Regions from separate parts of the Homo sapiens genome. Here all the other regions are linked to region 1. A link is an interaction called in ENCODE POLR2A ChIA-PET data of the cell type or tissue named here. Cell type or tissue: PC-3. All regions are shown on one strand. Region 1 overlaps DYNC2I1 (dynein 2 intermediate chain 1). Region 2 has its middle 22 kb from the start of NCAPG2. Region 3 overlaps ESYT2 (extended synaptotagmin 2).

Region 1 (5,000 bases):
CTCGAACTCCCAACCTCAGGTGAGCCCCCCACCTCGGCCTCCCAAAGTGCTGGAATTGCAGTTGTGAGCCACCACGCCCGGCCAACTATTTGTTTAAAGTTAACTCCTACAGAGAGGTTTAATATAGGACCTGCTATAAAAAAAGGGCTGAATGGAACCCAGGACACGAGTGACCAGAGAGGGGACGCCCAGGATACTCGGGGACAGTCCAACCAGGAGACCCAGGAGACCAGGGTACCACAGAGAGGGGACGCCCAGGACACCAAGGGGCAGTCCAACCAGGAAACGTGGGCACCACAGAGAGGGGACACCCAGGACACTCAGGGACAGTCCAACCAGGAGACATGGGCACCACAAAGAAGGGATGCCCAGGACACCAATGGACAGTCCAACCAGGAGACATGGGCACCACAGAGAGGGGACACCTAGAACATTAGGGGACAGTTCAACCAGGAGACGTGGGCGCTGCACACAGGGGACGCTGAGGACATTCAGGGGACACTGGGAAGGCACAAGGCCACTAGCTCAGAATGTGAAAAGTAAGTATGTCACAAAACCCATCCAGTGGGGTTTCTTAATGGTTAACATTACTGATACTGACAAAGTTAAAAACCCTGAAGACAAGAGGTCTCTGACAGAGATCACAGGATTTTTCTTCGGCCTCTCTACTTTTCAGTATGAAAAGTAACAGCCATTTTCTTAAATGCACAGAATACTGACTACTTTGGAGCGCTTAAAACTCAGCTAATATGGACTGTTTACCCTCAAGTTTTCTATCCATGCTGTCTCCCTCTAGAGTTTCAAACTGTTCAACAGTGATTTACGACTTCCCTGCCCCGGTGCTGTCGGTCCCCACTTGCCACATGTAAACCACATGCTTCTGCCAAGGCCTTTTAAAGACCAACTTGACCTGCCCTCAGACTCTGCCCTATGGAGCAGCCCAGCAATCCACGCTTAAAATCAACTCTCCAAGTATGGAACCAAAGGGCAAAGTTCCCCAGCACTCCCAGGAGTGGAACAAACCCCAGCCTGGGGACTGGGGTGAGGAGACTCAGGAGAGCTAAGCAGCAAAACCATCAGCATGATTCAGCCCACGCACTAGTGGATGAGAACTGGAGCCTGCGGTCTTCAGCATCTGCAAGCACCTGTCCTGGGCCAGCATCCTTCATGCACATGGCAAGCAAACAGGAGATGAGCGGCTGCCCAGCACCAGCTCCCCAGGGCCTCTGTCCCTCGATTTATGCTCGATTTACATCAACTAAATCATCTAGAACCTTTTCATAACAAAATTCTATTGAGAACTGTACAGTAAGAACCCTGAACAATGTTTACATCCCTTTGATTTGCCTCCCGAATAAAACAGATGAAACTGATTTAACTCCCCTTCCCCTCAATGCAGGGCTTCAAGGGAATTCTTTTCCCCACTCTCATCTCATCCTGAAATCCAAGGAGAAGTAAACCTGGGCTGAAATCACTTCCAAGGTGGTATCACCTCCAAGGTGCACCATCAGAGGTGGTGAAGCCAAAACCTCACTTCAGGGAGGACACTCACAGCCCAGATGGAAAGCAAACCCCACCCCTGTGCCATCTTGTCCGACCCCCACTACGAGTGGGTGTGAGGGCTTCCGCGCTCTGTAAGCCAAACAGCAGAAGCCCCTGGACCTGACGCTCATTGTTCCTGCCACATAACCTCCGACAGCTGGGCAGACTCCAGCGAGAAGGTGCCACTGGCATCTGCAGCCACCTGTGGGCAGTGGGCTTCTCCCCTTGCTTTCTAACCCAGCCTCCTCTTTTAGAAAACACTCATCAGAGGTTAAAGTTAAATACTGATTTGAACTAGTTAATTGAACATTAAGAAATGTTTAAAAGAAGTTATTTTGAGCCAGGCATGGTGGCTCACACCTGTAATCCTAACACTTTGCTAGGCTGAGGTAGGAAGATTACTTGAGCCCAGGAGTTCAAGACCAGCCAGGGCAACACAGCAAGACCCCATCTCCATCAAAAAAAAAAATCAGCCAAGCATGGTGATTCAACCGCAGTCCCAGCTACTCAGGAGGCTAAGACAGGAGGCTCACTTGAGCCCAGGAGGTCGAGGCTGCAGTGAGCTGTGATAACTGCCACTGCACTCCAGCCCAGGCAACACAGCGAAACCCCATCTCTATTAAAAAATAAACAGAGGAAAGCGTCACCAGATACTACTATTTCTGCTTATAACATGTTTCTAAATCCACTCTTCCTTCCAGGGACACTGCCATAAATCCATTCTGGACCTTCAGGATGACCACTAGCTCTGTGCAAAGCAGCAAAGGCACTCTCCAGCCTGAGTCCCCACATGACAGAGACACCGCGGCCCAACCCTGTGACATTCATCTACATGGACCCAGTGGTATAGCGCTGACGTCCACATCGTCATCCTGTTCCCTGCATGACACTGAGAAAGAAAAGAAACTAATCTGAGGAATGTGAGCTCCTTTAAATGTTTAGGCCCAGAGCCACTGAAATGTGACAGTGGTCACGTCTCATTCCCCGCCACACCCAGAGCTAAGAACGTCTGCTCCCCCCCCCACACCCGGAGCTAAGGACGTCCCTCTCCCCCCACACCACACACACACACCGGGAGCTAAGGACTTCCCGCTCCCCACCCCGCCACACCCAGAGCTAAGGACGTCCCGCTCTCCCCCACATCCGCAGCTAAGGACGTCCTGCTCCCCGCAACACCAGGAGCTAAGGACGTCCCGCTCCCCACCCCCACACACGGAGCTAAGGACGTCCCGCTCCCCACCCCCACACACGGAGCTAAGGACGTCCCGCTCCCCCCTCCAACACCCTCCAACACCCGGAGCTAAGGACGTCCGGCTCCCCACCAAACACCCAGAGCTAAGGACGTCCCGCTCCCCCCCGCCCCCACACCGGGAGCTAAGGACGTCCCCCTTCCCCCCACACACCCGGAGCTAAGGACGTCCCGCTCACCGCCCCCCCCACACACACCAGGAGCTAAGGACGTCCCGCTCTCCCCACACCCCCCCCCAGCTAAGGACGTCCCGCTCACCGCCCCCCCCAAACACACCCGGAGCTAAGGACGTCCGGCTCACCGCCCCCCTCACACACACCTGGAGCTAAGGAAGTCCCGCTCCTCCCACACCCAGAGCTAAGTAAGCAGCCTGCTTTATGACCTCTTGACTCAGCATCACCACCAACAGCCATATTATTATTATTTAAAGAGTCTCATTCTGTCACCCAGGCTAGAGTTCAGTGGTGCCCAGAGGTGAAGCCTCCTGGGCTTCTGGGTGGGTGGGGACTTGGAGAACTTTTCTGTCCAGCTAAAGGACTGTAAACACACCAATCAGGACTCTGTCTTGCTGAAGGTTTGTAAACGCACCAATCAGCACTCTGTAAAAACGGACCAATCAGCGCTCTGCGTCTAGCTAAAGGTTTGTAAACGCACCAATCGGCACTCTGTAAAAATGCACTAATCAGCACTCTGTGTCTAGCTAAAGGTTTGTAAACGCACCACGATGTGGGCAGGGCCAAATAAGGGAATAAAAGCTGGCCCCCCTCCCCCCACCCCCAGCCAGCAGTGGCAACCTGCTTGGGTCCCCTTCCACACTGTGGAAGCTTTGTGCTTTGTTCTTCACAATAAATCTTGCTGCTGCTCACTCTTTGGGTCCACGCTACCTTTATGAGCTGTAACACTCACTGCAAAGGTCTGGGGCTTCACTCCTGAAGTCAGCGAGACCATGAACCCACCGGGAGGAACAAACAACTCCAGATGCGCCATCTTTAAGAGCTGTAACGCTCACTGCGAAGGTCTGTCGCTTCACTCCTGAAGTCAGCAAGACCACAAACCCACCAGAAGGAAGAAACTCCAGACACATCTGAACATGTGAAGGAACAAACTCCGGACACACCATCTTTAAGAATTGTAACACTCGCCGCGAGGGTCTGTGGCTTCATTCTTGAAGTCAGCGAGACCAAGAACCCACCAGAAGGAACCAACTCCGGACACAGTGCTATCATAGCTCACTACAGCCTTGACCTCCTGTGCTCAAGAAATCCTCCCACCTCAGCCTCCTGAGTAGCTGGGGCTACAGAAATGCACCACCATGCCCAGGCTTTTTTTTTTTTTTTTTTTTAAGAGATAGGGTCTTGCTATGTTGCCCAGGCTGGCCTCGAACTCCCATCCTCAAACAATCCTCCCTCCCAAAGTGCCAGGATTACAAGCATGAGCCACCACACCTGGCCAATAGCCATAAATTAACCTACCAATGTCATACACTGGACACCAGAATTCGTAACCTGCAGTTCAGTGATGTATAACCAATCAATAATCAATGTTATTTCTGTAAACCAGTACTTGACAAAGTATTTTGTAATCGTCCCCTGATTCGTCCTTTTCTCTTTAAACACTCAAGCCTCTCCTTTGTTCTCTGGAGCGCCTCCCAGTGTTTCCCAGGCTGTGGCCCTGATAGTCTCTATAATTAATTTTGCCTGGATTTTCTTTAGGTTGACGACACCAACATTAATTCTCAGAATTACAGAGTGGAATGAGCAGGAGCACTAACGGCCAGAGTGGTGTGCTTCACTAACCCTGCATGGCAACACACCAAACTAGGGCGCACGCTAAGAGACCCAGAGGGCAAGGCTGGCTCCCGCCTTTAGGACTGGGACATAATTTATCCTTTGCTGTCCTCATTTTTTTTCCAAAATTCCTTACACTAGAATTTTTAAGTTATCAAATTACTTAGGGCCAAATTATGAAATGCAGCCTATCCAGGTCTTCATTCTATTACTTGACTGTGTAACTGACGCTCCCTGGTAGGAAAAGTGCTCTGAAGAAAACGGTAACGAAGAAAACTAGGATGATCAGTTTCCATCACTGAATCCAAGGTTATTCCCTACAGTCACCGTAATTCACTCACCTAGGCCCTGGCTGGTGACCACACAGGCTGCTTCTAACACTCTGTACTCCATGTGACAAACGTGGCTGCAGGGAGCACCTG
Region 2 (5,000 bases), 140 kb after region 1:
GCTCCTGCCCCACCCACCTCCACACTTGCTCCTCTCCTCTCCTCTCCCCAGCACCTCCACGCGGGCTCTTACCATGACTGGCCCAGCTCACATCCACTCCCCGTAACTTCTCAGTTGAAAGCTGATCTCGGTGTCCTGTGAGTTTTCTTAGCATCATGTGTGTGTATGTGTTTTTTTTTTTTTTTTTTTTTGAGACAGGTTCTTACTCTGTTGCCCAGGCTGGAGTGCAGTAGGGGGATCAAGGGATCCCCCCCACCTCAGCCTCCCAAAGTATTGGGATTACAGGCCTACGCCACCATCCCGGCCTGTGTTACTTTGATTCACCAAATTTAACGTAATTACAATTTAGTTTTATTTAAAACTTTCCTACATGGACTGTAAACTTTCAAGGGCAGAGATTATGTGAGTTTTATTTAAAACTCACTGGTCGCCTATCACTGTTCCAGACACATGGTAAACCAATTATCTGTTGAATAAATGTATAAAGTTTGGCAGACGGCTCACACCTGTAATCCCAGCACTTTGGGAGGCCAAAGCAGGTGGTTCACTTGAGCTCAGGAGTTCAAGAGCAGCCTGGGCAACATGGCAAAACACTGTCTCTACCAAAAATACAAAAATTAGCCAGGCGTGGTGGCGCATGCCTATGGTCCCAGCCACTCGGGAGGCTGAGCAGAAGAAGGATCACTGGAGCCAGGACGTCGAGGATGCAGTGAGCCATGATTGCGTTGCCGCACTCCAGGCTGGGTGAGACAGCAAGACCCTGTCTCAAGAAATAAATACGTTTGGCAGACCAAAATATAATTCATCTCGTCTAACAAGTTTCCATTCAAAAAAAGATATATACCTACTAACGGTTGTTAGTGACGACTAAGGAGAAGATACTGCTAAGCGTGATGGATACTATTGAGAGAAAAAGCCAAGGGCCTCCTCATCTGAGAAACAGTTGAGACATGAAAGTTGGAAACACCCAGGAAGTCTGCCTTTAACTATTTACTGTTATTCTCAACTTCCTGGGCAATATAATACAAAGAAAAAAGATTATCTGGAAATTTTTACAAAGAGATAGTCATTTTCAGATACAAGATTGCCTACCTGGAAATCCCAATAATAATACTCTGCAAAGAAGGCCAGGCACGGTGGCTCACACCTGTAAGCCCAACGCTTCGGGAGGCCAGGCATGGCAGCTCACACCTGTAAGCCCAACGCTTTGGGTGGCCGAAGCAGGAGGATCAGTGGAGCCCAGGAGTTTGAAACCAGCCTGGGCAACAGAGTGAGACCTCATCTCTATAAAAATAAAAAAACTAGCTGGGCATGGTGGGTGCACACTTACAGTTCTAGCTACTTGGGAGGCTGAGGTGGGAGGATCTCTTGAGCCCAGGAGGTTAGGAGGCTGCAGTGAGCTATGATTGTGCCACTGCACTTCAGTGTGGGCGACAGAGTAAGACCCTGTCTCAAAAAAAATATCTGGGCCGGGCGTGGTGGCTCACACCTGTAATCCCAACACTTTGGGAGGCCGAGGTGGGCAGATCACGAGGTCAGGAGATTGAGACCATCCTGGCTAACGTGGTGAAACCCCGTCTCTACTAAAAATAAAAAAAATCGGCCAGGTGTGGGGGCACACGCCTGTAGTCCCAGCTACTCGGGAGGGCGAGACAGGAGAATCACTTGAACCCAGGAGGCGGAGCTTGCAGTGAGCCAAGATCGCGCCACTGCACTCCAGCTTGGGCGACAGAGCGAGACTCGGTCTCAAAAATAAATAAATAAATAAAAATCTGGAGGCCGGGCGTGGTGGCTCACACCTGTAATCCTAGTACTTTGGGAGGCCAAGGCAGGTGGATCACTTAAGGTCAGCAGTTTGAAACCACCTTGGCCATCATGGTGAAACCCCATCTCCACTAAAAATACAAAAAATTAGCTGGGCATAGTGGTGCGCACCTGTAATCCCAGCTACTCAGAAGGCTGAGGCAGGAGAATCACTTGAACTGGGGGAGGCAGAGACTGCAGTGAGACGAGATCATGCCACTGCACTCCAGCCTGGGCGACAGAGTGAGACTCCATCACCAAAAAAAAAAAAAAAATCTGGAAAATATTTGGATGTAGAAATGTCTGTGTCGTATATGGTAATGCCAATAGCTATTGGAAAATATGGAAAAAGTCATACAGCAGCAGCCTTAGAAGTGCAACAGCACAGATGACCAGCAGCCTTGCTGCCTCTGGAGGGGAAAGAAGGAGCTTATTGCTCTCCAAAAGTTCCATCCCCAGGGAATTGTCACTATTTCAACTCTCAGGCTCCCAGGAAAACTCCATCTCCAGGTTTGTTGGTCCAGAAGAATCGGTGGCGGTTGTTTAACATTGCAGCTGCCTGAGGCAGTGGTAGCAGTTGGGACAAACAAGAGGCCAACCAAACACTTTGAAAGGAGAACCTAGGGGATGAGACTGTCCACAGAGGGCTTTGTAAAACTCTGGCATTGCTGGGGTGCTAGACACATGCACATGCCGGGCTGTGCACATCCCCAGGAAAGACCTGCAAGAGTTCTCATTTCTGGCTGTGAGGTGCCTGCTGGAAGACTGAAGGCACCCAGCACATGCACAGGGCCCCTTGGCAGCAGGTGGGAGACCAACTGGTCTGAAGTATTCAAAGAAGTCCTTTCCAATCCTTAGCTGGCACGTGAGCTAACCCAGCAGAGGCTTCAGAGGCAGCATGTGACAACACAGCTTCTAGAGAGTCCAAGTATGTTACTAAACACAAAGAAACAACAGTGACAACCATCATCAACAACAAAGCCAGGAGTGGAAGAGGGATCTTGTCTACAGAGTTGCCACACTATATTATCTTTATTTTTTTTTATTTTTTTTTTAGATGAGTCTTGCACTGTTGCCAGGCTGGAGTGCAGTGGTGCCATCTTGGCTCACCACAACCTCCACCTCCTGGGTTCAAGCAATTCTTCTACCTCAGCCTCCCGAGTAGCTGGGACTACAGGCGCCCACCACCATGCCCGGCTAATTTTTGTATTTTTAGTAGAGACGGGGTTTCACCATGTTGGCCAGGCTGGAGTATATTATCTTAAATGTCCAGATTCAATGAAAAAAGGATGAGGCATGCAAAGAAACAGCAGAGTGAAGGCCACACACAGGAAAAAGGTAGTCAGATAAACCACCCCAAAGGAAGTCCTGGTGCTGGACATCATGTGGACGAAGACAAGACCCTGAATCCACTTTTAACGTGTTCACGGGAATAAGGGAATCATGTCAACAATTACAAGAAAGTATGAAAATGATGTCTCACCAAAACAGAGAAGATCAGTATAGAGAAATTACGAAAACAGTAACCAGAAAGCCTGGGGTTTAAAGAAGTGTAATGTGAAATTCACTAGGGGAGCTCACCCATGTATCTGAGCTGACAGAGGAAAGAATCAGCAAACTTGGAGGTGGCTCCATCGAGATTATCCAGTCTGAGGGACAAAAAGAATAAAGAAAAACGAACCTGACATACGTGCAGTGAGAGTTCCAGAAGGGGAGGAGGGAGAGAAGCACCAGTGAAAACACTGAAAGAAATAATAAGCAAAAACTCCCTAATTTGGAAAGAGCCACACGCAGGCACATCTTAGTTAAACTGTTTGAAAAGACGATGCAACTAGAGAAAGACTCATCGCCTCCGCAGTGCGAACTGCTGAGTTCTCATCAGAAACCCTGAAGGCAGAGCAGAGGGATGAGGGATTCAAGGTGCTCACAGAGCCTGTCAGCCAGGAATCCTGTCGGCAACAGCTGTCTACAGTGAAGGAGAAACTAAGGCATTGTCAGATTTTTTTTTTTTTTAAGAGAACTTGTTGTGAGCCAGCGTGCCCTACAAGAAATACTAAGGATAAAGTCACTTTTTTGTCTTTGCGTACATGTCAGGCCCTAAACAGAAACACCTCTCTAGAGGGTCTACGTTTCCATTTTGCAGGACCTCAAGTCTGGGAAACAGGGAGGCCCAGTGGGGTAGAGCATGGCTCTGGAGTCAGAACCCCCAGGTTCAAGCCCCACTTCCGTCCCACGGGACCTGGAGCAAGTCAAGTAACTTCTCTGCCTCCATTTCCCCCTCTGCAGAGCAGGAATCGCTGTAGTCCTTACCTCAAAGGCAGAACTGAGGATGAAGTGAGGTCATCCCTGGAAAGCACTTAGGACAGCACTGGCCCATCGCATTGGACCATCATCAGCCACCACGTCCACTCTCTGTCCTCAGCTTTGCATGATCGTCAGCCACCACGTCCACTCTCTGTCCTCGGCTTTGCACGATCATCAGCCACCATGTCCACTCTCTGTCCTCGGCTTTGCACGATCATCAGCCACCACGTCCACTCTCTGTCCTCAACTTCTATCAGAATGTGGCACCCTCCCCTCCTTGTCCACTAGGTTAGGACAACAATAGTGTTACACTTTCTCTTATACTCAAATCCCCAAATCATTAAGGCATGAACCTTCCACCAACCTAACTGTCAGAGGTGCCTCTCCCCTCTCCAACTCCAGATTCCTTCCCCACATACCTGGCTATTCAGTATCTTCTAGCATTTGCTACTCATTTGTCCAAGAACAAGGCCCTCTACTCCCCTGCCTTTTTGGTTGTTGTTGTTGTTTTTGACAGAGTCTTGCTCTGTTGCCCAGGCTGGAATGCAGTGGCATGAACACAGCTCACTGTAGCCCCAACCTTCCAGGCTCAAGTGATCCTCCTACCTCAACCTCCCTAGTAGCAGAGACTACAGACATGCACCACCACAGCTGGCTAATTTTTTAATATTTTGTAGAGATGGGGCTTTGCCACATTGCCCAGGCTGGTCTCAACTCCTGGTCCAGAGGGCTCATGTGATCTTCCCGCCTCGGCCTCCACGGTGCTGGGATTACAGGCGTGAGCCACTGTGCCTGGCTACCCCCACCTTTTTGAGGTCATGCGTCTGTTGGGCCTGTGTATCCCCAGTGAAGTCCCCCAGGGCTCCACTTGGCCTTTTGGGGCCTCCTTCATT
Region 3 (5,000 bases), 57 kb after region 1:
AGTGCTGGGATTACAGGTATGAGCCACCACGCACCACGCCCCGTCACTTTTGCCCATTTTTTAATTGGCTTAATGTGATCCAAAGTTTACTACAGTAGCCCCCCCTTATCTGTGGGGGATATTTTCCAAGATCCCCAGTGAAACAAGATAGTACCAAACCCAGTTGCTGTCAATCAGAACATCTGTTTTGTCTTCTACCCACAAACTTATTTGTTTATTTATTGGTTTTGTTTTGTTTTGTTGTTGTTGTTGTTTTCTGAGATAGAATCTCACTCTGTCACCCAGGCTGGAGTGTAATGGCGCAGTCTCGGCTCACTGCAACCTCTGCCACCCGAGTTCAAGCAATTCTCGTGGCTCAGCCCCTCCCAAGTAGCTGGGACTACAGGTGCCCACCACCACACCTCGTTAATTTTTTTTTTTTTTTTTTAGTAGAGATGGGATTTCGCATGTTGGCCAGCCTGGTCTTGAACTCCTGACCTCAAGTGATCTGCCGGCCTCAGCCTCCCAAAGTGCTGGGATTACAGGCAAAGTCCTGGGATTACAGATGTGAGCCCCTGTGCCAGGCCCCAGCCACAAATTTAATGCCTTTTCCATCTTAAAGTTTGACATGTGACAGCAAAACTAGCATGAAATTATTTTCCTTCTTCAGTTTCACAGATGGAAGATTCGTTCTTACATCTTAGCAACCTCAGCGTATGATACTTAGTAAGTCGAGAACTTTCACCTTTTCACTTAAAGGAAGCACTCAATGGCTTCTCTTTGGCATATCTGAATGGCCAACATCACTGTTGGTGTGTTTTGGGCCATTAAGTAAAATAAAGGTGACTTGAAATGAGCACGTCGATCCCACGACACTTGAGCTGACGATCAAGACAGCACAGGTGAGTGGGCGGGAGCATGCTCGGCGCGAACGTGCCGGACGGGGCTCGTGTCTCGAGCTGGACAGAGTGAGATTTCATCACCTTACTCAGAACAGCATGCGGTTTAAAACTGACGAATTGTTTGTTTCTGGAAGTTTCCATTTAATATTTTCTGACCTTGGTTGACTGCGGGTGATTGAAATCACAGTGGAACTGCCGATAAGTAGGGGATTTCTGTAATAGGTAACAAATTGGATCCAGGTCAGTGGGTTCAGTTTTCAAACACTTTAGTTACCCCAATGTTAAGATTTGGGGTATTTCTAATAAAAAAAGGAATGTTTGGCAGACATTTTTCTGCACCTGGAGCTGTGGGGCCTGCTCTCTGGAGAGAGAGGCTGGACGGCCCTACCCCGTGGCGCCATCCTTTTGCGGGTTTGCGCATCCCTCTCAGCGGGCAGCAAGCCTCAGCTCATAGCCTGGCCTCCTTTTTGTTTTTGTGGCCAGTGAACAGCTTTTACATTTTTTAATGGCTGGAAGAAAGTAATTTGTAGGAGGTGAAAATGTTATGAAATTCAAATTTCAGTGACCATATTAAAGTTCTTTTGGAACACAGCCGTGCTCATTAGTTCATACTCCAACTGTGGTTGAGTTGTAGTGACAGAGACCTCATGGCCCGTAAGTGCCCCAGATATTTCCTGTCTGACCCTTTATGGGGAATGTGTAACAGCAAACAGCAGTGAGGCACACAGGCTATAATTGGGAAAGATGTTCTGGAACCTTGGTATCGAACATCCAGTGAAGGTAATGAACATATTCAGGAAAAAAGTACTAGTGTTTTCATGTGTCTGATTATTTACTGTTTCTTCATTGTGTACAAATAAATAATTAAAAAGGAAACAGTAAGTTTTAGGGTGGTAAATTTCCGACCTCCTTCTCATAAGTCGCGATAATTTCCTATCTGCATGAGAATAAAGTTAAGCTCCTAGGAGATACATAAACTTATTTCTTCAAAATGTAAAATTCACAGATAAATTTTAAGTCCGATGTTAATTCTGAATCCATGTAGATAGATTTTTAGTATTCCAGTCACTTCTGTAATTCTTTTTTTTTTTTTTTTTTCCTTCAGACGGAGTCTTGCTCTGTCGCCCAGGCTGGAGTGCAGTGGTGCGATATCGGCTCGCTACAAACCCTGCCTCCCGGGTTCATGCCATTCTCCTGCCTCAGCCTCCTGAGTAGGTGGGACTACAGGCGCCCACCACCACGGTTGGCTAATTTTTTGTATTTTTAGTAGAGACGGGGTTTCAAATAACCCTGTTTTTACAATCTCATGTAGTTTCTCATATATATATATTAGAATAAACTATATATACTATGTATATAGTCACACAAAGCTGGATTCATTTAAGTAGTATACAGAATATATGCAATTAATTCAGTGCTACAATTGCCCATCTATCTTTTAATCCATTCCAGTCAAAACATAAGCGTGTATATTTGAATTAATATTCATTTGATTTAAATTTAAAATAAAAACAACCGGATTGTCTTAGGTGTTTCAGTGGAGGAGATGAGAAGACAGATTTCCTATTCTTGGACTCATTTTAATTTGTGATATTGATGTAACTCATGCCAGAACTTCAGCTTAAATCACGATTATGAAATAATTGTGTGACCTTTCTTTTAGCAGAGACAGGAAAATGTCTAAAGGACTTCAGAATTTTGTGAGAATATGCTTCAAATCTTTGAAAAATATTCTTCACGGACGTGTTTATATGTAAATAAGTCTGTTGACATTAGTGTTTCCATGAAGGGATACCCTGTTCTCCTGAGTAGAAGCTGTGAGGCATCCCTGTTTTGACTCTGCCATTGAATATTAGTCCTGGTTTAAATTCTCCTAATATTTCACGCATGCACTAAAAGGGGGCTTAACCCCTTTAAAAAATAAATGGATAGAGGAAGAGTATATGTCAGATATAACATGAAATTCAGGGTACGTTCTCTTAGGAATTTAAGACTTGGATTTCAAGTGACTTAGACAGCTTTGTTATGAAAGGTATGCTGGGATCAACCTAGTTTTTAAGTTTTTCTTTGACTCTGTTTTCTGATCTACCAGAATAGGTGATGGTCACTTGTCTAATGAAGAAATAGTGATGAAGTGTTGCAAACAGTGAGGAAGCCCTCTCAAGGCCAGTGCCTCCTACGCATTGTGCGCCAGCGCCTCCTACGCGGTGTGCCCCGGCACCTCCCACGCGGTGTGCCCCGGCGCCTCCCACGCGGTGTGCCCCGGCGCCTCCCACGCGGTGTGCCCCGGCGCCGGCTCTGCTGCTAGTGTCCTCCTTCAGGCCAAAAGAGCCCTGTGTCCCTGGGGCCCATGGTGGCCACAGCTGTGGCTCAGCCGTCATTCCTTTCGTGGCAAGAGTCCTTATTTTACACTGTTAAGAGTTTTAGGTGACATAAGAAAGCAACAATTTGCCATAGCTCTGGTAGACAACACCATTTGATTTGTGGTGAGAAAGTCAAGGAGTGACCATGATCACTACCTGTGGTCTCAGTTAAAAACTTCAGGGATATTAGTGTCTTTTCGGATTTCCTAGTGAAATTTCTCATTAATGTAAAAAGCACCTGGGGAGAATTTTGAAAATGTTTTCTGTTAAGAAATGACCTTAAACAGATGGATTTTTAAGCAGTGTCATTGCACCAAAGCATTAGGGTATCCAGTTACTCTGTTGCAGTAATCGAAGCCCATAAACCACAGAGAAAATTACAACCTTGTGGATTTTGGAAAAGATCAATTGCTTTATTTACTGTGTGAATTAATTGATGGCCTGCTTTTTATGTAGACTAGAAATAGATAAAAATGGTTATCTTCTGCAATTTCCTTTTACTATTGGAGGTAGTAATTTGACCATACTGTGACAGCTTATTACAGGGTTGACAGATGTTTTTAGATTCCTCTCTACCTTTTTAACCTTGACTACTTTCTTTGTAGAAGCAACTATTTGGATAAAGCATCCTAATATCTTTGAAAAAAATACCATTTAATCAAGATTTCTAACCTGCTTTTTCAGTTTCCATGAATACTGACCAAAGTCTCTAGAGAAGACAGGCAGATAGGATTTGAGGATCTTGAGGAGGGACAGATAGTTTGGGAGATGAGTAAAGACATTTGATTATACAAAGATCAGAAGGCACAAATTTGTGTTGGTACCAAATTATATTTAAGTCACTCTACTGCTAAGTTCAGCAGCCCAGCTGTGGGGACGAGCAGAGATCCCCACTGATGTGGAGAGCTAACAAGTGCTCCGTCAGATCCTCGTGCCTTACAGTTCTAAACATTGAAGCGCCGTGTGCCTGGAAGTCTCGTCCACTGTCAGGAATACTGTCCCTAATACTTTTTCTCATCGTAATCTGATAATATGAAGAGGTGGCTCTGAGTTGCTTTTCCCCAGGCCCCACAGAAGTGCTTCTCTTCCCTCCAGTGCAGGACACCAGCTTTCTTGGAAAGCACTGAATGAGGCCTTGGGTTTTTCATGCACCTCACCCTTCTCGGCAGCTTGTGTTTTTCACGCGCCTCACCTTTCTCAACAGTTTGGGTTTGTCACACACCTCACCTTTCTCGGCAGTTTGGGTTTATCAAGCGCCTCACTTTTCTCAGCAGTTCGGGTTTGTCACGCGCCTCACCCTTGTCAACAGTTTGGGTTTGTCACGTGCCTCACTTTTCTCAGCACTTTGGGTTTGTCACGCGCCTCACCTTTCTCAGCACTTTGGGTTTGTCACACACCTCACCTTTCTCGGCAGTTTGGGTTTATCACACGCCTCACCCTTCTCGGCAGTTTGGGTTTGTCGCGCGCCTCACTTTTCTCAGCAGTTTGGGTTTGTCACGCGCCTCACCCTTCTCGGCAGTTTGGGTTTGTCACACACCTCACCTTTCTCGGCAGTTTGGGTTTGTCACGTGCCTCACTTTTCTCAACAGTTTGGGTTTGTCACTCGCCTCACCCTTCTCAACGGTTTGGGTTTGTCACGCGCCTCACCCTTCTCGGCGGTTTGGGTTTGTCGCGCGCCTCACCCTTCTCGACGGTTTGGGTTTGTCGCGCGCCTCACCCTTCTCGGCGGTTTGGGTTTGTCGCGCGCCTCACCCTT

Evidence for each region. Peaks named below come from ENCODE experiments on the same cell type or tissue, not always from the same donor. Only the 100,000 strongest peaks of a DNase experiment are listed, where the experiment ranks them.
Region 2: POLR2A ChIA-PET joins it to region 1 with 10 read pairs; 7 of 35 experiments call an interaction of 5 or more read pairs at or near these places.
Region 3: POLR2A ChIA-PET joins it to region 1 with 16 read pairs; 23 of 35 experiments call an interaction of 5 or more read pairs at or near these places.

Annotation. Positions count from the first base shown.
Region 1 is chr7:158,861,686-158,866,685 of GRCh38, reverse strand. The region is part of intron 1 of DYNC2I1 (dynein 2 intermediate chain 1); the gene reads right to left. Among named protein-coding and RNA genes, the nearest start is that of DYNC2I1, 7.6 kb to the right of the region's middle. RefSeq lists an enhancer at 4,627-5,000. In PC-3, no CTCF peak of the experiment used is centred here; DNase peaks (open chromatin) are centred at 2,535 and 3,185; H3K4me3 peaks cover 1,371 bases; H3K27ac peaks cover 2,411 bases.
Region 2 is chr7:158,724,089-158,729,088 of GRCh38, reverse strand. No RefSeq gene overlaps it. Among named protein-coding and RNA genes, the nearest start is that of NCAPG2, 22 kb to the right of the region's middle. In PC-3, no CTCF peak of the experiment used is centred here; no DNase peak of the experiment used is centred here.
Region 3 is chr7:158,804,234-158,809,233 of GRCh38, reverse strand. The region is part of intron 1 of ESYT2 (extended synaptotagmin 2); the gene reads left to right. Among named protein-coding and RNA genes, the nearest start is that of ESYT2, 23 kb to the left of the region's middle. RefSeq lists an enhancer at 4,489-5,000. In PC-3, no CTCF peak of the experiment used is centred here; no DNase peak of the experiment used is centred here.